2 separate regions of the Mus musculus genome follow, and region 1 is linked to region 2. The links are chromatin loops, found by intact Hi-C in ENCODE. Cell type or tissue: left cerebral cortex. All regions are shown on one strand. Each heading gives the region's core, and the rest is flanking DNA. Links, peaks and the distances in the headings are about the cores only. Region 1 holds the start of LOC115488213 (a small nucleolar RNA gene). Region 2 holds the start of Ell2 (elongation factor for RNA polymerase II 2).

What was found. Peaks named below come from ENCODE experiments on the same cell type or tissue, not always from the same donor. Only the 100,000 strongest peaks of a DNase experiment are listed, where the experiment ranks them.
Region 1: a loop joins it to region 2, with 4 times the contacts of the local background. A loop is called at or near these places in 7 of 42 quality-filtered maps.

The regions. Positions count from the first base shown.
Region 1 is chr13:75,761,586-75,769,585 of GRCm38, forward strand. It overlaps Ell2 (elongation factor for RNA polymerase II 2), which reads left to right. Exons shown (of 12, transcript NM_138953.2): 6 at 293-417; 7 at 560-644; 8 at 1,963-2,530; 9 at 4,569-4,635; 10 at 7,954-8,000. LOC115488213 (a small nucleolar RNA gene) reads left to right here and starts at 6,470; the gene lies at 6,470-6,612. In left cerebral cortex, for the core only: no CTCF peak of the experiment used is centred there; DNase peaks (open chromatin) are centred at 2,112, 4,785, 5,247, 5,541 and 1 more place; H3K27ac peaks cover 1,136 bases.
Region 2 is chr13:75,696,251-75,711,472 of GRCm38, forward strand. It overlaps Ell2 (elongation factor for RNA polymerase II 2), which reads left to right and starts at 11,234. Exons shown (of 12, transcript NM_138953.2): 1 at 11,234-11,547. The coding sequence starts at 11,401. 1700037F03Rik (a long non-coding RNA gene) reads right to left here and starts at 10,907. Exons shown (of 3, transcript XR_873683.1): 1 at 10,829-10,907. In left cerebral cortex, for the core only: CTCF peaks have their summits at 11,147 (motif pointing left), 11,759 (motif pointing left) and 12,851; DNase peaks (open chromatin) are centred at 9,029, 11,174, 12,140, 12,172 and 3 more places; H3K4me3 peaks cover 4,414 bases; H3K27ac peaks cover 3,845 bases.

The DNA.
Region 1 (8,000 bases), core at 1-8,000, 58 kb after region 2:
GGAGAAGAGGACCTTGGTCCTGTGAAGGCTTGATGCCCAAGTGTAGAGGAATGACAGTGTGGGGAGGTGGGGGTAAGTGGGTGGGTGGGGGAGTACCCTCATAGAAGCAGGGGGAGAGGGAATAGGATAGGGGGTTTCCAGAGGGGAAACTGGGAAAGGGGATAACATTTGAAATGTAAATAAAGAAAATACCCAATAAAAGAAAAGAAAGAAAAAAAAAAAAAAAAACTTTGTGTAGCCTGTTTTGTATAGGTAACAAAAATGCTCATGCTTTCTTCATACCTTATTCTAGGTGGCCAATCTGAATCCTAAGGACCTCTCCTATACTTTAAAGGATTATGTATTTAAGGAGCTCCAGCGAGACTGGCCAGGTTACAGTGAGACAGACAGACAGACATTGGATTTGGTGCTCTCTAGGTAAGTTTCCATTTTTGTCTTTAAAAATGGTGCAAATAAGTGTTGTTTGACTGTTGAGGTGGAAACGAGAAGCAGGGATAGCTTTGTGTTATGTGTATTTCAGAGTCCTCTTTATTACTTAGACAATGTATTTCCTTTACAGAAAACTAAATCCATCTCAGAATGCTAGCACCAGCCGGTCAGAGTCTCCCCTGTGTTCCAGCAAAGACGCTGCCTCATCTCCTCAGGTATGCCAGGAAGCTATGAAACCACAGCGTGCCATGCAGCTCAGTGCACGCGCTTTCTGATTGTGAGGGAGCAAAACTGCACAGATCACCTGCCTTAGAATCATCTCAGTGTGACATCTCGAACAGTTTGTGTGTCCTGGCTGCTTTGGGCCAATCCTGGCAGAGACCTCTCTGCCCACCCTAGTATTATTAACACAGTACCTCCTCTCTGTATACCCTACTCTGAAGAACTAAGGGAAAGCAGACAGATGTGTGGAGAACACCAGCAAGAGACTAGCTATGAGTGTTAGAAACCAGCTGTGAGGAAGGCAGTGGGAGAAAAGGAGCAGGGCCATCTTTGGAGACTTTGTCTTAATGTCTTCAACTATGATGCTGCTCATACACTGATCCAATTCCACACTGGGCACTAAAGTAAAACATAATGAACTAATGGGTTAGCTGTTATATTCTTTTAAGTCCAAATACAAAATATGTAACTATAGCTTGTATGTTTATACTTTTCAACTACTCATTTTCCCTTTTAATTTATATAATGTTATTGTGATAATATATCAAGGTTTTAAAAGTATATCTATCTACCTCATTTTAAATGAGCCAGTTATGAAAACTTAGTTTACAACATTGTGAACATATATGTACAGTGAAAAACTAAAATGGCATTTCAGCAATTATCATTAGCTGAGTCTAAAGGATGGGCTAGTTCACAGTGGGGTGGTTAAACTGATAAGTGACCACAAACATATTCACAACGGGAGCATTTTTAGTCGGTTCGCCTTACTAGTGCTCACAAAGTTAGATGGTGAAGACTTCTACTTTCACCTGCTAAACTAGGCCAGCTGCAGCCAGTCTGGAGGGTGCTTACTTCTACCTACCTAAGGGGTAGGAGAAGATCGCACTTGGGAAAAAGCTCTCTGATGCCTGAAGAACCTTTAGATTGTGGTTTACTTTATTGGTTTGAGAAGATTTGCCTTGACTGGTCTAATGGACATAAATCAGAATAGTCTCTGGGGTTTAGGTAGCCTGAAAGATCTAAAAACACTCTGGCACTGTTCCTCCATTCAGCTTTTGACAGAGGAACTAAAATTAGATTTACATTTGATTTGGCATTCTTAGAAATGTGTGTGTGTGTGTGTGTGTGTGTGTGTGTGTGTGTGAGTGTGTGTGTGTGTGTGTGTGTGTGTGTGAGAGTGTGTTTGAGTGTGTGTGTGAGTGTGTGTGTGTTGTTGGTTGAGGTTTCATTTTGACTGAGCTTAGAGTCTGGTATGATGAGTAAGCTGCTCAGCTGTCAAACCTTGTTCTTTTCTCCCCCAACTCCCAGAAACGACCTTTGGATTCAGATTTCATTGATCCTTTAATGAACAAAAAAGCTCGAATATCTCACCTAACAAACAGAGTCCCACCGACATTAAATGGTTATTTGAATCCCACCAGTGAAAAATCTTGTGCAGGCCTCCTACCACCCCCTGCAGCTGCTGCCATCCCCACCCTCTCGCCGCTGCCTTCAACCCACCTGCCTGTCTCCAATCCTCCTCAGACTGTAAATTCCAACTCCAATTCCCCTAGCACTCCAGAAGGCCTGGGGACTCAAGACCTGCCTGTTGACAGTTTTAGTCAAAATGGTAGCATCTTTGAGGACCAGCAAGAAAAATATACCTCAAGGACTTGTCTGGAAACATTACCCCCCAGCTCAGCTCTGCTAAAGTGTCCAAAGCCCATGGAAGAAGAGCATCCAGTGTCTCACAAAAAGTCCAAAAAGAAGTCTAAAAAACACAAGGAAAAGGACCAAATAAAGAAACTTGACATTGAGACCATGGAGGAGAAGGAGGAAGACCTTCAGAGAGAAGAAACTGCCAAGCTGAGTAATGCCAGTCCAAATCCCAATGAAGGTATTTTACATTTGTTTAAATGGGAAAAGAGAAAAAAGCCTGCTTTCTGTGTTAAATGAACTGGAGGAGCCTGCGATTATGAGTTGTAGATGATGCTGTTTGGAATAAAGATTTTTAAGCAAATGACTTATTTAACTAACCTTAATATTGTGCTTTTATAGCACATTTTTTCTTTCACCTTGTAGCTGTCACTTTAGTCTTTCTTTAGCTAAGTATTGAACATGACTTCTATATGCATATTTATACTGTCATTTTAAAATGAGCTTGCCATTCTCCAAAGACTCCCCCTTTGCTGTTCTTTCCCTTCTCTTTCATACTGTGCAACATCCCTATAACAGCTACATTTTTTTAATTGATTTAAACAGATATACAATAAACAATAGAAATATTTGTTCCCTCCTTTCTGAGATGCAAGAGGCATCCCTGCTGTAATTAAGATTAGCACAGAAAGACTGTCAAACTCTTTGTAAAAATTCTTTGGTCATTTGCAATCAAAGTAATTTCCTGGCTATTATTATCCTGGTAGAGATAAGGATAATTTTGTTAATAAACTGACATCATTTGTTGGTCAGATCTTGCTCCTTACACTGAACACCTGAAATCCTGAGGTTTAACTGACCGTTTCTGTCATAGGGAAGACACTGTTTTTATTTGCAGAAGAGGAGTTATAGTAAGATCACAGTTGGCCTGGGTTGGATGTATTGCACCGCAATGCATAGCCTGTAAATCAGCAGAACACTAAAGAATGGTCAAAGTATAAGTTATGTACCCCACCTATACTACTCTTTGGACTTAAATATGTCAAGTCAGGATACGCCATGAAGTAAAATTTCATGTTTAGAGTTAACAAGCCAGATTCCTGTAACCTCTGCTTTCTACACTTCTACCATCACGGGGTGACGCAAGAAGATGGGTTTCTGTGTGGCGAGACCTCCCATAGAAACTTGTGTGGGTTTTCTGCGATAGAGACCTGGGTAAACCTGTGTCTTTTTTTTTTTTTTTTTAGTGATAGGTACCAAGTGTGATCTTCACAAGTGGAGGGCAGATCCAAACCTGCATCTTCTATATCTGGTAGAACTGGTCTGGCATCTAGGACACAGACCAAGGATTCTATACTTGATGCTCTTCCTTGAACAGTCTTGTGGCCACAGCCAAGTCAAATTAATATAGATGAACAATAAGTCCACTGACTCTATGTAATTTATTTAGTGTATTTTACCTTTTAAAAGACTTATAAATTGTCAGATATTCACATTTACTTTGTAGTGAACATATGTTTTGCCAGCAGATTAGAGTTAGAATTATTAAGGGTGCCTTGAATTTAAAAAAAAAAAAAATTGTCTAAACATAGTCCCTGGAAGCTGTGTGTTAAGCAATATGATACTGAGAACTTAGCCACTCTAAAAGTGTGGCTACAGAACTTTTATTGTTTACCCTTAAATCATCTGTCACGTGCTGTGAGAGCCACAGGTTAGAGAAGTAGGCATCCACTTTTATTAATGCCTTGTGAACCAATGAAGAAAACGTCCTACTCAGTACCACTACCTGGCTAAAAGTGTGACAGCAAAAACAGTGCCACCCAAACAGCCTGCTCCCTGACTTTTTTGTTTGTTTGTTTCTTTCTTTCTTTCTTTCTTTCTTTTTTACTTGTTTGAATCCCAGGAAAAGTAGATGCTGGTTTAAAATTTGTATCTCCCCTTTGCCTGGCTGCATCTGCCACCGCAGTCTTTGAATTGCCAGGCAGATGCTACAAGTCTGATGAGAGAATAGAGGATTGACCTTGGGTTAAGATGGAATTCCTTTATTGTGCAGACTCTGCAGTAGCTGGGTGCTTTAAATGCCTGGTGTCAGCCCTGCTGGCCCTGGGTGCAGGCCTCCATTGTTTTTGCTCCATTGTAGTCCTTGCTTGCTGTTGCTTATTGAGGTAGAAGAAAAGAATTTGAGGAAAAGTGTTCCAGATGTTTCTAATATATTTTAAAGTTAGAGCCATTTGATAACCAGTAGGTTGATGAACACTCTGGTTTTTCCCCCTTCATAGGAGTTAAAGAAGGGTGCACAGCCTCCATGGAGCCTTCTTCAGCACTTGAACTCCCAGATTATTTGATGTAAGTTTTCTGTCTTCCAATGGAGAGGGCTGTTTAACTTTAGAAAGTTCGAAAATTCTTTTCCCATAATTTGCAAATGAAAAAAAGTAAGTAATTCCAGAAATAGAGTCCTGGAGCCACCTCTGCAATTGAAAGGCTGCCATTGAGCCTGCTGTCCCAGATGCACTCACTGTCTTTAGGAGCAGCTTGTGCCTCCCCTGTGCAGGGCAGTGCTCACTGGCTTTTAAGTATAGAGAAGTTTGTCCTTTGTTCCAGGGCCAGGGTGAGCATATGAGTCTTCAAAGCTGACTGTCCATCAAAGCACAGCCCTAGAGGAGCCCAGAGTGCTCACGGGGCTTGAGCGTCTGCACTCAACAATGCAGAGCAGGCGTAGGCTCGTTTTTTATGGAAATAAAGGTCTTCTTCTCAAATTAATTCTAAGAGGAAAGAATAGTAAAGTTGCCTCGTTTTCCTTTAGTACCAGGTATGAGTTTTTCTTGTGAGAACAAGTTGCTAAATGCTGAGCTGGGAATATTTTTGTAACTGCTTATCACAGAAATTATAACTTGGGCTTATAATTCTAGCTTTTTCATACAATAAAAGGCTTCTGTAAGAAGAAAATAGTAAAGTTGCAAGTGCCTGGAAAAGTGGAGCGTGGAAAAGCTAAAAGCTCTGATAGCAGAAGGCTTTCAAAATGAAACAAATCTGCACGTTGTAGCTAGAACCTAGAGCATGAAGTTATAACCTGAGCTATCTGAACCTTTTTTTTTTTTCTGTTATTGCCGTCTCATAGTGGGCCAAGTTAGGCTATCCTTGTATCCTTTGATTGTTGCAGAGGAGAGAACATTTTAGATTTACTAAGCTGTGCTTCTACTTAACCCCAGTGTGACAGCTACAGCTGCTGGAGAATGAGAAAGCAGGATGATGCCAGTGCCCCTCTCAGCTCACACTGGGTAGTGTGGTGGTGAGGAGCCACTGGGTAGTGTGAGCAGCCTCCACAGACTCCAGTGCTAGGAGTCTCACCCTCCACTCACCTTACTCTCCCAGGAAAGTTGAGCCCAGGAGCTAACAATCAGGATACCGCCTGCATTCTCCTGTGATAACTTTTACATCCTTTCAATAACAGTGTTATGTATAAAATAGTACATCCTAAGATTTCTCTATGGATTCAAAGGTATTGCCGTGTTTGCCAACCTAATTGGCTAACTATATTTAAGAAGTGTTTTAAGTTAATCCTAATGTGTTAGTGGAGTCTTACAGCAGGAAATGATCACTGGATAGATCACTAAGAAATGTTGATCCTCTGCCTCAGTGAACTGTGTGTACTTGTCATGTTCCTAAAGCTTTCATTATATATTTAATTTACTTAAATAAAAGCGACATGTTTTGCCCAAACTAAAAACTTTATACCAACCAGTACAGCTATTTTCTAAAACTAAGAAGAACATTTCCAAAACTCAGAACTTAACTTACCTCATAAGAAAACCGAAAGGAGACTCCATGTTGAGTCTTTGAATAATTCTCATTTAACCACAAAAATTTTTGTATGCTAAAATATTTCTGTTACTTGTGGTTGGGAGTTATCTCATTTTTGTGCGTCTTTATTCTGTTACCTCATTAAAAACCAACTGCAAAGTCCTAAAAATCTGTTAAAAATAGTTTTTTCTTAAAATACCAGTATCAAACTGCAACACAATTGTTGGCTTCGTTGTAGTTTTCCTTAACAAAGTTATTAAATAAAATACCAAGTGTCAGAGTCTTAGAAAGTGTGATAAGTATATTACACAATGGATTAAACCAGAGTTTCAAGGTTGCCTTAGTCTTTACCTTTTTTTTTCCAAAAAAAAAAAAATGTATATTGATTTTATTCATTTGATAATGAACTGTCTTAAAATTTTTTAAACATTCATAGTGTCCCATGCTAGAGCAACCCGTGGCCCTGAACCATTGCCTGGCCTCTGTCTGTAGGCTGCTGGCACTGAAGTGGGTCGCACAGTAAGAAAAAAAAGTAGAAGAAAAAGAAAAATTTTAAACAAACTGACAATAACTTATATACACTTATTCCCAGGAACCTGAGTCACCCTCAGGGCTCCCTCTGATGTGCAGTAAGATAGCATGTCTGCAGAGGACTGCTCCCTGTGGCTGGCAGGGGTCCTCTTGCAGCTGAGACCAGCTGGGTAACTTAAATCAGCGCAGTGCTACTGTCTCCGTCACGCTTAGAAAACCCAACCTCGATACTGTGGAACTCAGCAGAAATGAGAATACTACTGAGGACGCTCAGTTTGCACACTAGTCACTTTTCCCACTTGCCCACTTTCCCAGCAAGGCATTTGTGGTAAAGCAACTTATATAAAACTGGTATGATTATATAAAGCCATCCGGAGAGGCCCAAGTTCCAAGATGTTGGCACCGTAAGGATCAAGTGTGCACCTTAGAATGCATTCTACAGCTCCCCCCAGCTGCCTGATGTCAGTTTTAACCCAAAATAATCAAGAAAATAGATCTTCAATGGCAGGAAAACAAAACAAAAAGGAAAGCTGACTGTGAACTAATGATACTGTTTGTCTTACTATTAAAATGACCTTTAAACTGATTTACTTACAGCTGAGTTACCTGGTATATGGAAAAGACAGCACATGTACACGTGCACACACACAAATACATGCAAGTACTTACATATACACATGTAAAAATAAATCTTTCCTTATCCAAAAGTGGGGGAAGGATATAATCTAGAGAAACTTTTTGGTGGAAGGCCTTACTCTAGGTCATTTTTTTTTTTTAAATTTGTCCTAATTAGAAGTATCACAAAGGAACAGAGAGCAAACCAGAAGGTCCTTGTTGAAACGTTCTGCTTGTCACAGATCTAAAGGTCACCTCTCACAAAGCAGTGGGTCTTGGGACAGCTTTGACTTCAGTCTTCAGTGGCATTCCCCCAGACATGTAACCTAGCAAGCACTTTGTCCATATTACTTGTAACAGATGGCTTGGTCTCTTCCGCTGTGTGGTAGTAAATTGTCTGGAATAGAGAAAGGCTCTGGAACAAGTCTGTACAAACATTCTTTTCTTTTTATGTGGTTCCTTTTGATTTCCATTACCAATGAATCTCACATTCTCCATGGACACACTTAAGGCCTTCTGTCTGGAAGGTCATTTCACCTGGAAGGTCCTGTGAAAGAGTGGCCTGGCAACAAACCAGAGGCAGAGTGACATGCAGTTACTGTAGATATATGCAAGAAGGCAGTCTCTTTAACTATTTAGCTTAAATCCCAGCCTCGTGCCACTGGACTTATTCTTTCTTTCTCTCATTTATCCTGTTTTCCTCTCTTTTCATATTAGAAAATATATTGCTATTGTCTCTTATGAGCAACGCCAGAATTACAAGG
Region 2 (15,222 bases), core at 7,223-15,222:
GAAGTCATCAGTACATGACTATGGGATTTTGTTTCCTTCCTAACTTGGCTTCTTTGCCCAAGTATCTCCTATTCTCATCTACTGCTCATTCTATTGTCTCCTTAATAGTTCCAACTTGGACTAGAGCAGTGCAGTTCTAGTCAAGAGCCTCCATTGCTTCCCCATTGCTAACAGGTCTGTGCAACTCCCCTGCCCCACCCCAAAGACAGGTGTGGAGAGCCTTTTCCCACTTGGCAGGAATCTGACATTGGCCAAGGACAAGGAAATGGGCTGCTTGGCAGGAATCTGACATCAGGCCATGACAAAGAAGTAAGTCCAGGCACGAATCTGACACGAGGGCATGACAGAGAAGTAAGTTCAAGCAGGAACAGGAACTTGACGTTGGTCAAGGACAAGAAAGTAAGAATCTGGTTTTAGGGTAGGACAAAGAAGTAGGCTTGATCATACTTAGAAACAACCATCACCAGAGTGAACATGGGACTTTGTGTTTATTGTCTTAATTGTTCCTTGACTATTGTCTTGTTTAATTCCTCAATGTACTACTCGCCCACAAGCAACTGAAAAAGTCAGATGCAGACACAGACACTAGCACCCAACCAATGGACAGAAGTTGGGACCCCTGTGGTTGAATTGGGGAAAAGCTGGAAGAAGCTGAGGGGGAGGGCGACCCCATGGGAAGACCAGCAGTCTCAACTCACCTGGACTCTTGAGATCTCTTAGACACGGAGCCACAAACCAGGCAGCATACACCAGCTGATATGAGATACCCCAACACATATGCAGCAGAGGACTGTCTGCTCTGGCCTCAGTGAGAGAAGATGCATCTAACCCTCAAGAGAATTGAGGCCCGAGGGAATGGGAAGGCCTGGTGTGGGAGTTGGAGAGTGAGGGTATCCTCTTGGAGATGGGATTGGGGGGTAGGGGGAGGAAGTATGGAATGGGGAGCAGTCAGGGTAGGGCAGAGGGCAGAGCAGGAGTGGTATAATGTGGGGAGTGGGTGTGGCGGCAGTCCCAAAGGCGCCAGAGACTGTAGCTAAGTCATATGACTTGCACCTGACTTCCTCATATAAGACACAAACATCTTGAGTGCTGCGCAGGTGTACCAGGATACAGGTGAATCCAATTTGGTGGAGATTTGCCCCTGCTGCCCTGATTAGCTGAAGCTGCGTGCCTGGTGAGGTGGCGTGGCCTGCTGTGCATGGATGAGAACTGAGAGTATATAAGAGTGAGAGGCCCGGGTTAGAGGGAGGATTATTATTCGAGAGAGGATTGTTATTATTGGGAGATATAAACAGGGGAGATATAAACAGGGGAGATATAAACAAGGGAGATATAAACAAGGGAGATATATGGAGAAAGAAGAAACAGGACTGAATAAATGTGTGCAGAAGGATCCTGTAGCAGCGTCGTTCTTCCTGGCCTGTTGAGTGCGCGCAACAGTTGGTGCTGAAACCCGGGACGAGAAACATCTTCAGGCAAGAGGGAAGACCCCCTGCTACAGGGAGGATTCAGAACTGCATAACGGGGAAGAAGGGGTTAATAAAAGTTCCCGTGAAACAGACTGTTGAGAAGGATCCGGTGTGGATTCAGAACTCTTCAGCTGGGGAAAGGTACTGATGAACAGGAAGAAGAAAGATGAAGACTGAATAAACTGCTGTTAGAAGGACTGGTGGTCACGTCGTTCTTGCTGGTCGAGAGTGGAAGCAACAAATGGTGGCCCGTACGGGGACCCGACTCCCCCACTGAGTTCAGAACTTTCAGCAGTCAGTGGTTGCAGGCAGGGTAAGTTCACGGTAAGTGAAACTTGCGACCCCAGGGGTTTGGGAAGGACCTCGGATAAAATTGAGGCAAGTATAAAGTTGCCAGGAAGGAGGCACAAAGTAACGATAAGGTTCCTGGCTTTGGGACAAGTTAAGGTTCCTGGTTTTGGGACAAGTTAAGGAACTATGATAACCTCAGTGTAGTGATCAAGAGATCCTCGCTGTGTAGTTATGCTTTTTTCTCCCATTGGCCCTTTGTGGGTAGGTCTGATAGTTTTGGTCTTTTTTGTTCTGATATATGGACTCTGTTACTGTTTGAAACTGTGTGTAGAGACAGTCAAGACAGGTCAGAAAATCCTTATAGAGCAACAAGAAAATATGTCGGAAGAGGAGAAGGGCTTAAAAAGAAAAAGGAAAAAGAAAGGAGACACAGTGTTATCAGGTGGACAGAAAGGACAAAATAAAAGAGCTGAGGCAGAGGAGGAAGGCGAATTAGCTTCTGCGTCCTTTCCCTATGCCTCCTCAGCATCCACCTGTAGGTGGACCTTCTGTCCGGAGATTTGGAGAGGATCAACCAGATCAGGTGTTGACGTGGGCGAGAGGGTCTGTTTGTGTGTTTCCACAGGACCAGATGGAACCTCTTTGGGTGCTGGAGAGATTGGTGAGACGCTACAAGAATGAGGCTCCTGATCCAGTTGCCCCTGTGGATGTGGTGGATGATCCCACAAGCACAAAGGATGGAGCCGAGATGGGAGATCCTTTCGGTGTTCCAGAAGCCGATACCAGCTCGACATGACGTTCAAATTTTTCCACGCTTTTTGATCCCTGAATTCCCCTTAAAGATATAGCCCCTCTGGCTATCTATCCCTTGCTTCAGGGAAGATGAGCGGGGATGAGAGCCCTGGGATGTATGCTTGTTATAGTGTGTGTGTGTTTTGTGTTTGGCACATGTGTTAGGTGCAGAGTGTGCGGCCCGCACTTTCGCCATGGTAGCGTAGGCTTTTGCTGCAGTGGAGGCGGGACAATCTCCTCAGATTCGGTTTGCCGCTCTAAAAGAAATTATGCTGCGTTATGCCGTGGGGTGCGAGGCTAAGCACTGCACAGAGGATAGCTTGCTGTTGGCATCCTGTGGAAGGCACGTCTGATTGCATGAAGGTTCAGTGTCCTAGTTCCCTTCCCCTAGGAAAAACGACACGGGAGCTGGCCAAGACCTCTCTGGGTGATGAGCCTAAGGGATGGTTTTGTGTAGGGCCCCTATGCTTGCACACTGGGGATCAGACCTCTACCTTCACCCATGAGGCTTGCTTGCAGCAATTAAGATCTGGCCATAGATTAATCAACATCCTGGCCTTTTGATGCACCTGCCACAAGCAAAACACAATCTCCCCAGGTGTGGCTTGGCATGATTGAGAGGTAGTCAGTGATAAGACTCCCTGGGCATGTCACCAACCTAAGACAGGGATCAAACCAATGCTGTTTGTCACCCAAGGACGGGTAAGGGGCATGGCTGCGGGGGGCTATCTACAGACATTCTCTCTGCCAAAAAAGAAAAAAGGGGGAATTGTGGGGAGTGGGTGTGGCGGCAGTCCCAAAGGCGCCAGAGACTGTAGCTAAGTCATATGACTTGCACCTGACTTCCTCATATAAGACACAAACATCTTGAGTGCTGCGCAGGTGTACCAGGATACAGGTGAATCCAATTTGGTGGAGATTTGCCCCTGCTGCCCTGATTAGCTGAAGCTGCGTGCCTGGTGAGGTGGCGTGGCCTGCTGTGCATGGATGAGAACTGAGAGTATATAAGAGTGAGAGGCCCGGGTTAGAGGGAGGATTATTATTCGAGAGAGGATTGTTATTATTGGGAGATATAAACAGGGGAGATATAAACAGGGGAGATATAAACAAGGGAGATATAAACAAGGGAGATATATGGAGAAAGAAGAAACAGGACTGAATAAATGTGTGCAGAAGGATCCTGTAGCAGCGTCGTTCTTCCTGGCCTGTTGAGTGCGCGCAACAGTATAAAGTCTGGACTGTAAAAAAAAGGATTAAAGGATAAAAAAAATTAATAATAAATTAGAAAACAAAACAAACAACAAAAACCTCCTGGGTTCTTTTTCTGACTCCTGTGACAGTCAGCTGATAGAAGCATCTCAAGGAAGGAGAAGTTTATTTTGGTGAATAGTCTGAGGGAATATCAACTAGTCCTTGCAATAGAGAGACATGGTAGCCGGGTTGGCTCTGTCCATACTAAAGTATCTTTAGAAGAAGCTGAGACCCACATTTCAGAAGATCAGGAAGCAAACTAGAAACCAGGATAACACCCTCATCCTTCAGTGCCACTCCAGTATTTATGTCTGCTGACTAGGCCCCACCACTTTCCAAAACAGCATCAGCAGCTGGGAACAGCATTGAATCTGTAAGCCTGTGGGAAGAAAGACACTTTAGCTCCGAATGCAAGCTTTGCACCACAATGCCAACTTTTCCATGAAGTTTCTCCTTACGAACTGAGCTGAATGATTACTAGCAACGCCAGCGTCACCAACTAATGTCTACACCACGCTTCTTGCAGAACTTGCCTCATCCTTGCAGCTTACTTCCTGTTAGATTCCACTGCCTAGTTCTAGCTCTGTAAGCGTCTAACCTAAAAGGATCATGGTGCTTAATCCAAAAAATTCCAAGCATTAGCAAAAGGTCTCCAAATAGTATACCATAAAAGGCCAAGGAGCAGCTGCTTGATTCAGTTTTTGAATAATTGATTGAAGATAAAAATGTGACCCATCACAGCTGGGATTCTAGCCCCCTAAGTTGAATCAAAATGATCTTCCAAGTTTATAGGTGAGCTATATTTATTGTATACTTGCTGCTATAGAAGGTACTAGAAGTAAGTATTAGGCAGCCACTGCTTTTTCTGTGCTTATGGTCATAAAGTAATTGGCATTTTCACATGGGAACAAATGACATTATTGGGGTACTTTTGACCAAAGACACATTGTCAAATAAATCATAGAAATGAATGATATACAATATAAGCAAGATATGACAACCATAAAATCTAATCATTTTGAGTTATCATGATTTTTTTCAAATGAGCATATAGATGCTCTGCATATTTATTACACAAAAGGTTGTGATGCAACACAAAATGTACTTTTCATAAATCTCACTAAAGTCACCAAAGCTGAGTGGATATTTTTGATATGCAGAAGGATGTTAAGTGTTGGCATGAAATGGCATGGTTCAAATGATTCAGTATTCTTTCAAAAGCATCAACAAAAACAGTTCCCAATGTACCCACAATGGTATCACAATGTACCCATCATGGCATATTCAGTTTAACTCTTCAGACCTCAGAGCTATGTTCAAAAGTAGATTGCTAGATTTGGAATACAAAGACTGAGGTATGGCTTGGCTCTCTTACTCATAATGTGGACCATATATAGCTTCTCTGAGCCTTGCTGATCTCAAGCACAAGAGTCTACAATAGCTGCTACCTTACAATGTTCTAAGGGGACAGAAATGCAGAAATAATATAACTTAACTACTTTTTTATTCTTGATAAAGCTTTATCAAGAATAAGCTAGTAAGCCCAGTATGGTGGGACAGGACTGTAATCCCAGCATTCAAAAGATTGGAGATGGGAGTTTGAAGCCTGCCTGGGCTCTTAAGTGAAACCCTGTTTCTTTTTTTGTTTGTTTGTTTGTTTGTTTGTTTGTTTTAATTTTTATTAGATATTTTCTTTATTTACATTTCAAATGTTATCCCCTTTCCTAGTTTCCCCTCCAAAAATCCACTATCCCCTCCCCTGCCCCCTGCTCCTCAACCCATCCACTCCCATTCCTGGTCCTGGCATTCCCCTATATTGGGGCATAGAGCCTTCACAGGATCAAAGGCCTCTCCTTCCATTGATGACCGACTAGGCCATCCTCTGCTACAAATATAGCTAGAGCCACAAGTTCCACATGTGAAACCCTGTTTCTTGATGATGGTATTGCTCACTATTAGTATGTTAGAAATGAAGAGCTGGGCAGACAAACAGCATATTTCCCTTCTACCTAATTCTTGAATTTATCTGGAAATGTGAGCTTCTTTTCAATACTCTTTTAGAATCTTTTTGCCATCTTCTGGGGCTTTACACTATGATGAAAAGCCAGAAAGCAATTATCACACATAAAAAAGAGATTGTTAATTACCATGTTATGGACAGTTCTCTGCATCTGTATCAAGAAAGGAAAGTTGTTTTTGCTTTGCTCTGCTCTGCTCTGCTCTGCTCTGCTCTGCTCTGCTCTGCTCTGCTCTGCTCTGCTCTGCTCTCTGCTCTCTCTGCTCTCTGCTCTCTGCTCTGCTCTCCTCTGCTCTGCTCTGCTCTGCTCTGCTCTGCTTTTTTGCTTATTTGTTTTGGTGTTTAGGGTATGCAAGAGAATACAATATGACTTTTCTTTCCAAAGGGCAAACAACCTCTTATAGATAGGTCTTCTAATGAGAAAAGACAAAAGAAAGAAAGAAAGAAAGAAAGAAAGAGAGGGAGAGAGACAGAGACAGAAATAGAGAGACAGAGAAAGGAAGGAAGGAAGGAAGGAAGGAAGGAAGGAAGGAAGGAAGGAAGGAAGGAAGGAAAAGAGAGAGAGAGAAAGAAAGAAAGAAAGAAAGAAAGAAAGAAAGAAAGAAAGAAAGGAAGGAAGGAAGGAAGGAAGGAAGGAAGAAAGAAAGAAAGAAAGAAAGAAAGAAAGAAAGAAAGAAAGAAAGAAAGACAGACAGACAGACAAGACCCAACAAACAAAATTCGAGAAAAAGAACTTTTTGGTTGTTCGAGGAGATTTCTAAGTGCCTGTGTGAAAATCTCCAAGAAACTACAAGAGTTTTAGGACCTCAGTTTCATCAAAACCACAGAATTGTTCTTGGATTGTGCTTTCTTGCCCCTCCCAGGCACAGTGGATAGGAGTGAGTTTGCATCCGATTGTTTACTAGGACTGGCTATTGTTATTCATTTATATGCCTCGGTGGAAGAAACGTTTCTGCCACGTGCTTGCTTGCCTGCCCCATGTGGCTGGCCCTTGTGAATGCACACTTTACTTACTCATGTGACTCTTTTTAACTCTCAGAATATAAATTTTATGGTGCTCTGAATAAACTTGGCTATTTCATGAGACTTTAGTCAGCTTTATTTATTGACTCCATTCTCCCAGGTCCTACACTACCTTTATAGTTAAAATGAAGTATCATATCTCTAAAAGAGAACTGTTGAATTCGATCAATCTAAAAAGAGTAGAGAATAAAGACACATCTACACTATCCACCTACATCTGTCTTGTTCTATTGCACAATCACTACTCAGCCCCATCTGTGAAGGAAGGAATAGAACAGATGATGAAACAGGAATGCTGCGTAGACGGATAGGGTACCAAGAGGCTAACCAAACTTTCTCTACATCTACCTAGATCAAATATTTTAAAAAGAGTCAGACTGCCCTAAAATGAGCAAAGAATCTTGGAGACTAACTGTAGAAAAAGATGGTCAGAAAAGGTTAGCCTGTGGGAAAAAGCAGGGGTTGCCTCTGCCAGGATATGCACTAACCAATCCCAGTATCCTAGTATACAAGAGCGAGAATGGAACTGGTACCTGAAAAACTGCAGTGATGGGCAGTCTATTCCAGAAAACTATTAGTCTTGGGTCTTCTTTGTATATATGGTTACAGAAAGACTCAACCTCCCTTCCCAACATCTATATAAGTACCACTCTTAAGCCTTTCCTAGATAAACATACAATCTACAGAAATACAAGATATTTGCTGAACCCCATTTCAGTTTAGGTTTTTTTTTTTTTGGTTGTTTTTTTAAATCTATATAGCACTCTATCTCTAATACTTCCTAACAAGAAATTATCAAACAACCCCTACACTTGTCCAACCTGGTCTTGAACTCTTAATTCTCCTGCCTCATCCTCTCAAGTGCTAGGATAAGCAAGCTTGTTACTATACATTAAAATGTTTGGCTAAATGCTAATAAAAATCAAAGGTTTCATATAAATGTTATTGTCTACTAGCTATGCTAAAAATTAAATCTGGCAATACTGGACGAGATCACTTAATCTGAACCAAGAAATTATCAGGTTTTTAAATACCTCCAACTCATCATAACCTAGTAGCACCATCGCTATGACATTTTGATCTGTTTCACTTATTTTGGTATCACATGGTTCCTGAAGATGTCAGAGACATCTGAAATGGTTGCTAAATATGTAGCAACCAGAGATGAGGGGTGACGGCACATCTGAAGGCCACGATATTTCTTAATGTTCAAGCAGCCTCTCTATGAACTCCACAAGTATACATCAGAGCCACGGTAGGTCCTGCCTCACACTATTTCCCTTTGTAATTGTGAAAGACAACAATATCTATTCAGTGTATATAGGTGCTAGGTTAAAAAGCTGACTCAGACTCACCTCTTCCAATTATAATAAGTTAGGCAGGTTCCTTTTAAATTAACAGGGTCTCTGATTCCTCATTCAGAAAATGAGTGAGTTTGTTTAGAGTGATTATTACAATAATTAGTATTGATATCTCTCCATCTGTATCACTCAACTTATCAAGAATTCACTTGGCCTTCAAGAGACCTACCTCCACAAAAACTTCTAGACTTTTTTTTTTTTGCATTTTTTAAAGCTCATCACCAACATATCCAAATTAGCATCTACTAATTCTCTAATTGCTTTGCTGTGTGTTGGTTCATTCACATTTATACAGAAAACTCCCCCTGGAAACCATAACGTTGAATATTTAAATTTTCCACAATGTTACACTTATCTGGCATTCAATGACTAATCATTTAAACTGAACCTGAACAAAGATACAGAAAACATGTATACAGTGGTAAGCCTCCCAAAGGGTGACTTTCATCAGCCTCCTTCAAACTATTCTTATGGACAGCACAAACTGACCATCTGGCTTGTATCAGCATAATCAATCAAAATTTCTGTTGGGCAGTGCTACTCTGGCATGTATGAAGATTGTTTCCATGCCCAGTTGAGAAGCTCAAAAGGGAAAAATAATGCAAATAAACATTAATTTGCTACACCATCATATTAGCCATTAATAAAGATTTGATTCCCAATAAAATAAGGTGTGAGAAAATTTTACCTAAAATGAAGATAATAATCTTCTACTAGAAAAGGGGAAAGAAATAAGACGTTTCAAAACTCCCCCAGCCTTTGGCTGTCATCAGAATTCTTAGTAAGAGGAGACTAAGTTAGGATGTCCTGTGGGTGGGGATTTACCCACCCTCACCGGAAAAGCAGTGGGATACAGGCTTAACTTGTTCGAGCAAACCCCCCCATTTCCATCTTCACTCCGCCCCCAAATAACTAAGGCGTTAGATATGTGTTAAGTTCTTCCCTAGAGAAGGAAAGAAAACAAGAAAGGTTCACACAGAAGTGTTCTCCAGACTATATTTCATTTAGATATTTGAGTCAGGTATATTTCATGTTTTATGAAACATGAAGCTTTTATTTTGCCCTGTAAAAGTACATTTCTTAATTCACCCCCTTGTTATTGCCTTAATTTCCTTATTCAATGAATTTAAGTGAACTGGCACTATACGAACACTAAAGTAATAGGTGGAAACCATGGGTTAACAGAACTCATACCAGTGGGCTGAAATCAGGACAAGCTACAAAGTGATCTGATGAAACTAGACTTGATACTCAGACTTTTATTTAATAACCACACTACAGAAAGAATTCCTTCTGAGACTTTCATAGCAAGCATTCATAGAATGCTTGAGGGTCTGGAAAAGGGGGGATTTACTAAGGTGTGGGGTGAATATAGAATTAAAGGCAATTATAGCCCAAATTGTATTTAAAAGCTAGAAAAATACCATGTAAATATCTATAAAAAAAAAAAAAATCCAGAAAGACGATGGTAGGGCTTTACAATAATGAATGTCTCGATTTTTAAAACAAAAAGGGATATCTTCTTTTTTTTTTTTTTTTTTGGTTTTTCGAGACAGGGTTTCTCTGTATAGCTCTGGCTGTCCTGGAACTCACTTTGTAGACTAGGCTGGCCTTGAACTCAGAAATCTGCCTGCCTCTGCCTCCCGAGTGCTGGGATTAAAGGCATGTGCCACCACGCCCGGCCAAAAAGGGATATTTGTACAGAGTGCCTATCCCTGCTTTTAAATCTTTCACTTGTTTGTTTGTTTGTTTAGTTTTTGCTCTTGTTTTCTGAGACAGGGCTTGGTTTGAAGCCCAGGCGGGCCTAGAACCTACCTTCCACAGTCAATCTCCCAGCCTCAACTTGGCAATTGTTTGCTTTTTGTCTTGTGTTTCTGATCAGCCAATTAATTGACCTTCTCAGGGGAAACCTATCTAGTCTATCCGCACACAGCTTAAAGAGGATTGCTGTAGGCACCCTCCTTTAGCCATGCCCACACACAGTGTAAACTGAAGTGGAAACTAAGCCAAGCCTCCTTACACTTTGGCCTCTACCTCCTCCATTTAAACTCAGTAAGACCTCCTAGCCTAAATAAAACCAATGAAAGACACAGATCTCAAAGAAGACTCAGAGAATGGGTGGTATCATTGTTTCTTTTTACCTACCTCAAGGTCAGTTATACTCTTCAAGGGCCTTTGAAAGAAGAAACCCCGAACAGTATGGTTTCCCCATGACCCATAAAAAGGCATAACCCTGATCATATGATGAGCTCCAGTGCATATTCTATTCCTTTGAAGTCACATACATGTATGAGTTGATTTTGAAAGACTCTAAGGTCCAACTCTATTTATTGTATCATGACCACCACTCAAAACACATTTAATGCACTGGTATAATTTTGTGCTTAAGTTTTCCACACAGTCTCACACAACTACTGAAGACTACAGCTGACTTGGTAATTTCAAGTCTGGAATTAAAAATAAACAAACAAACAAACAAACAAACAAATAAATAAACCTTTGTGCCACCCCAGTACTGAACTTCCTTTTAAGGAAAAGCTCTCTTGAGACAGCCTACGGTGTCTGCACCACAGAGCATATCAAGACCCAAAGCTTGTGCAGCTGTCAGGAAACAAAATCCGTACTTGGTCATCTGTCCTGCCTTCACCCCTACCGAATGGGGATCTTCACTTCGTACCGCAAGAACAGGTTGACCTATGTGTTCGGTCCACTATTACCTCTCAAGGGGCGGGGCTCCGACTTAGGCTCACTTGGTAACCTTGACACCCAATTAGCAGGGTTCTGCCCCAAATCGGTCCAGCCAATCGCCGCAGGAGAGCCAAGACGAGACATGACGTCAGATAAGATTAACTCGACGCGTCACCCCGACGTCAACCTCTCCTCTGTCGGACGTCCCGTCCTGAGAGCAAAACTCCTGCGACTTTGGGCCCCGCCCCCTTGAGGTGAAGAGCAGCCAATGAGGGAGGCTCTGTGGGGATTCAGACCAATGAACAGAGTCCAGGGCGGGGTGCGGGCTCGAGGGTGGGGCGGCCCGCAGCTGTGGAAGCCCGAGGTCTAGCTGCGCGCAGTATATGACAGTACGTCAGCAGCGGGATGGCCGTAGCTGTGGCGGCGGCTGCAGGAGCCCGAGCAGCCGCGGCCGCAGTGGAGGCTGGAGCCCGAGCGGCGTCCGCGGTGGCACCCCGGGGAGTTTAAGATGGCGGCGGGGGGGGCTGCGGGACTGCGGGAGGAGCAGCGGTACGGGCTGGCGTGCGGGCGGCTGGGGCAGGACAACATCACCGTGCTGCATGTGAAGCTCACCGAGACGGCGATCCGGGCGCTGGAGACTTACCAGAGCCACAAGGTGAGCGGCCGGCCGGGCAGCGCTCGGGGAGGCGGCGGCCACTGATCTTTCTGCCGGGCGCCTGGCGCCGCGCCGGTGGGGCGCTGGCTCCCGCTGCTGCCTCCGCACCCGCCGAAGGGAACGAGGCCAGCCGCGGGCGCCGACGCCGCGGTCCGGGGCCTCTGGATCGAGGGCGCGGGCGGGCGGCCCCTTGTGGCGGGGTCGGCCTGGCCGGGGCTGCGCGGCCGCTGCGGGACTTTCCGACAGCCGCCCGCGGGGTTTCTGGCTTGTTTGGTCCGGAGGAGGAACCGGGTCCTTTGGGAGAGAAGTGTGGCGATCGCCTTACCCTCGGAGGGGGCGCACGGAGCTACCAGTAAAGAAGCGAGGGTCGGAGGCCGCGAGCGGTCAGAGTTTTCTGGGAAACGCGGAGGGATGGCTGAGTCGCTGAGCGAGGGGCAGCGGCACTCCGTGGGGGTGAAGACATAACTAGTACTCTCAGGGACTCGGAGACACTGGCACCCCTATTGCAGGCGAGAGTGTACATGGTGTACTCGGGAAGGCCGGGACACTGGCGCTGCGAGGAGGGGGAGGGGGACACACCTTGCACTCTCGGGGACTCGGGGACTCCAGCTCTGTGGGTTGGGTTCCCGGAGACACACCGCATACCGAGTGGCCGCAAACCGACACCTCATCTCCGGGAGAGACACCAGAAGACTCAAAATCAACTAGAGCCTGAAACAAGACGGCCGGGTCTGGGGAAAGGAATTCTCAGAAGCTCCGCGTAGCCGAAAGGCGCTCCGCGTCCTGTGCTGGCTCGCTGTCTGTTGGCGAGGAGCGAGCCCGAAGGTTGTGGGGAGACAGACGGCTGACTGGATGAGATTCTGCTCTTTTCCTGGGCCCCAGAGAGAGAAACCTGTGGTCTCCGCCTCATCCCATACTCTGAGCGCTTGACTCCACTAGAGGAAGAGGCTCCAAGGCACATACCCTGTAGCTGGAGTCCAAACCCAGGAACTTTCGCACAGAAAGGCACCGTAATGACAATTTAACCAGATGGGGGTATAAGGAAGCCGATTATGGGCATGTAAAAGGGGGTGGGGGAGTAGGGAGACGAAAGTGGACATGTTGTCGAAGGGAAAGACTATACCATATGGAAGAGCCAGGGGCATTTTGTTCAGAGAAAAGAAACAAACAGCTACACCCCACAGGATTTTCTAACAAGAAGTTCAGTGCCTACTAAAGAATATATTCCAATATGTCTCATAAAACAGGCACAGAGGGACTCGGACCTCACATACTTAGATAAAAGTGGAAAAAGAACTAACATCTGTTGAGCTCCTACTAGTGCCAGGCACTTTAAATGCATACAGAGAAAAATAGTCTTAGGCAGAGCCATCGTGAGAAGCAGAAACCTGGGCCAGCAGAGCTTCCAGAAGCTCCCACACACATGCACACACAGAGAGAACATAAACAGTTGTGTACATCTTGGGAGTATATGAGTTCACCTGACAGAAAAGGAAAGATCCAGATCATATGCTCTCAGAGGCTCCCAAAGAATTGATTGGGCACGTGTTATGCACAGAGAAGCATATGGTGGAAAGTAATGACACGTTTTGTGGAGATTAAGGGGAAGCCAACAGGGAGGAGTGCAAGTATATGGAGAAACAGACCTTCCACCCAGGGAGAAGACCTCAAATAAGGCTTGGAGAGCAGTGTAGAGCCACCAATAAAGACACAAAGATCCAAATAGCAAAACTGAATGTGCTAGTAGCTACTCTCCAGACAGGTTCACAAGCAAGAAAGAGGCCAGTACCAGCATGAAGTGGGAGGCCCATCTGGGGAAAGCCAGGCAGGAAGGCAGGGGGGCCAAGGCTGACAGAGAAACTCAGCCCTGCAAGATGGAGAGATAAGGTTGTGGGTTCCAGGGGCATAGGAAGCAATGACAGTGGGAAGAAGTGAGGTAAGGGGACATAAGGAGAGGAAGAAGAGGAGCCAAGCCCCCAATTAAAAGACAACAGAACAGACCTGGGGATATGGAAAGGCTGAGGCTGAGTTAGAGTGGTGTAGAAAGTTAACTCTGAGGGTTCGGGGCGGGGATGGGGATCACCCCCTTTAGGAAACAAAAGGCAAACTGTACAGTTAAACAGGGATATTTCACCATACACTGGTTCAGGGAATTGGTGAAGAGGTCCACTTAAAGAAAAGAGAAGGTGCTGCCCAGGATAACTGAAGTGACAGACCACCCCCGACCCCAGTGTCCAATGGGGCCCTGAAAGGGAGTTTGTTTTCTTATCTTTGTATGGCCTTCATTTCTGTCTGGTGTTTTCATACTTGGAATTAAGGTTAGAGTGCCCAGCTCACCTCTGTTTATATGTCATTATTTTAACAGAGACAGAATATCAAATCTTGTTTCTCTGTCAACTCTCTGCTTAGATGCTGTTTTAATGTTGCTTGTTTTAATTACTGAAGTCCGTGGCTTTATTCTGAACTGTTCTTAGTCCCTGTTCCTGTCTTCACCCATTTTCCACTGCTGGCATATAAATTAGTACATTGAATCAGTCCCTGGGTCTCCATTTTTCTAAATGTGGCATGCTGCGGGTGGGTGGGGTTGAACGAGCTGACTCAGCCTTTTCTTTAGACATTGCGTTGCTCTCAGTTAACCAGCTCCTGTCCTTAGTTGGGTCACTTAAGCTATACTTTGGGGTTTTCTGGGGGGTTTTATTTATTTATTTATTTATTTATTTTAATAAAAACACTTGTTAAGAGGCTTCGGAATCGAGTCTAACTTAGGATGAAAATCACAACCTTGTAGGGACATGGGAAGAAGTTAAATCAGGGTACTCTGGAATAGGTAGCATAAACCTGTGGGCATGCCTGGGTACCTTTCCTGGTTCATCCAGACCAGGGCTGACCCAGTAACAGTTGCTAGCAGTGGGCATCTGCCTGAACCCTGAACCCTTTTATTCTCCAGTGGAAACGCATTGGTCTTTTTTTTTTTTTTAAACTTTCCATCATTAGAAGCAGGATTTGTGACTTTAAATTGTAACTGCTGTTTGAGAGTGTCGGCTTGTGCTAGATGAGAGAAAGCTTTGGGGTGGTTCAGCTTTTGAGGACTTATCTGGACTGGGGATGGTTTTCTTTTCTTACATAAAACTGTTCTTACCATGTCTGTGCTAATAGAGTAGGGTCCTTGGTGACAAATGGCTACCAAGAAGCTTTGGCTTATGAAGAAATGATGAATTTTTAAGAATTTTCTAAGGGCCTAAAGTGTTAACTTTATTTGCTAAATTGAGCATCAGGAGTTATTTTGTCCATATTATTTTTTCTGTTTCATTTATTCTTTTAAATAACCATTTAACATAAAGGTTCACCGAGAGTTAGGAATATATAAGCTATGATTTAGGCAAATTATATAATTCTGTGGATAATCATTAAGTAAACACACTAAGTTCTCAGGGTTTATCAAAACAGAATCTGATGGAGATACTGAAATTTTGCTTTTCTTCAAATCTCAATTCTTCATTGTTTCAAATTTGCAGTTTTTAGAGAAGAGATCTGAAGATAGATTGTAAATGGGCATGGGATGCCAAGAGGCACAGGTGGAGGGCATGTCTGCTGACAGTCGCTTTTCACACACCTGGAATATGGAACCAGTTTTTAAAAATGCTTTATATTATTATATTATGTTTTCCCCAACAG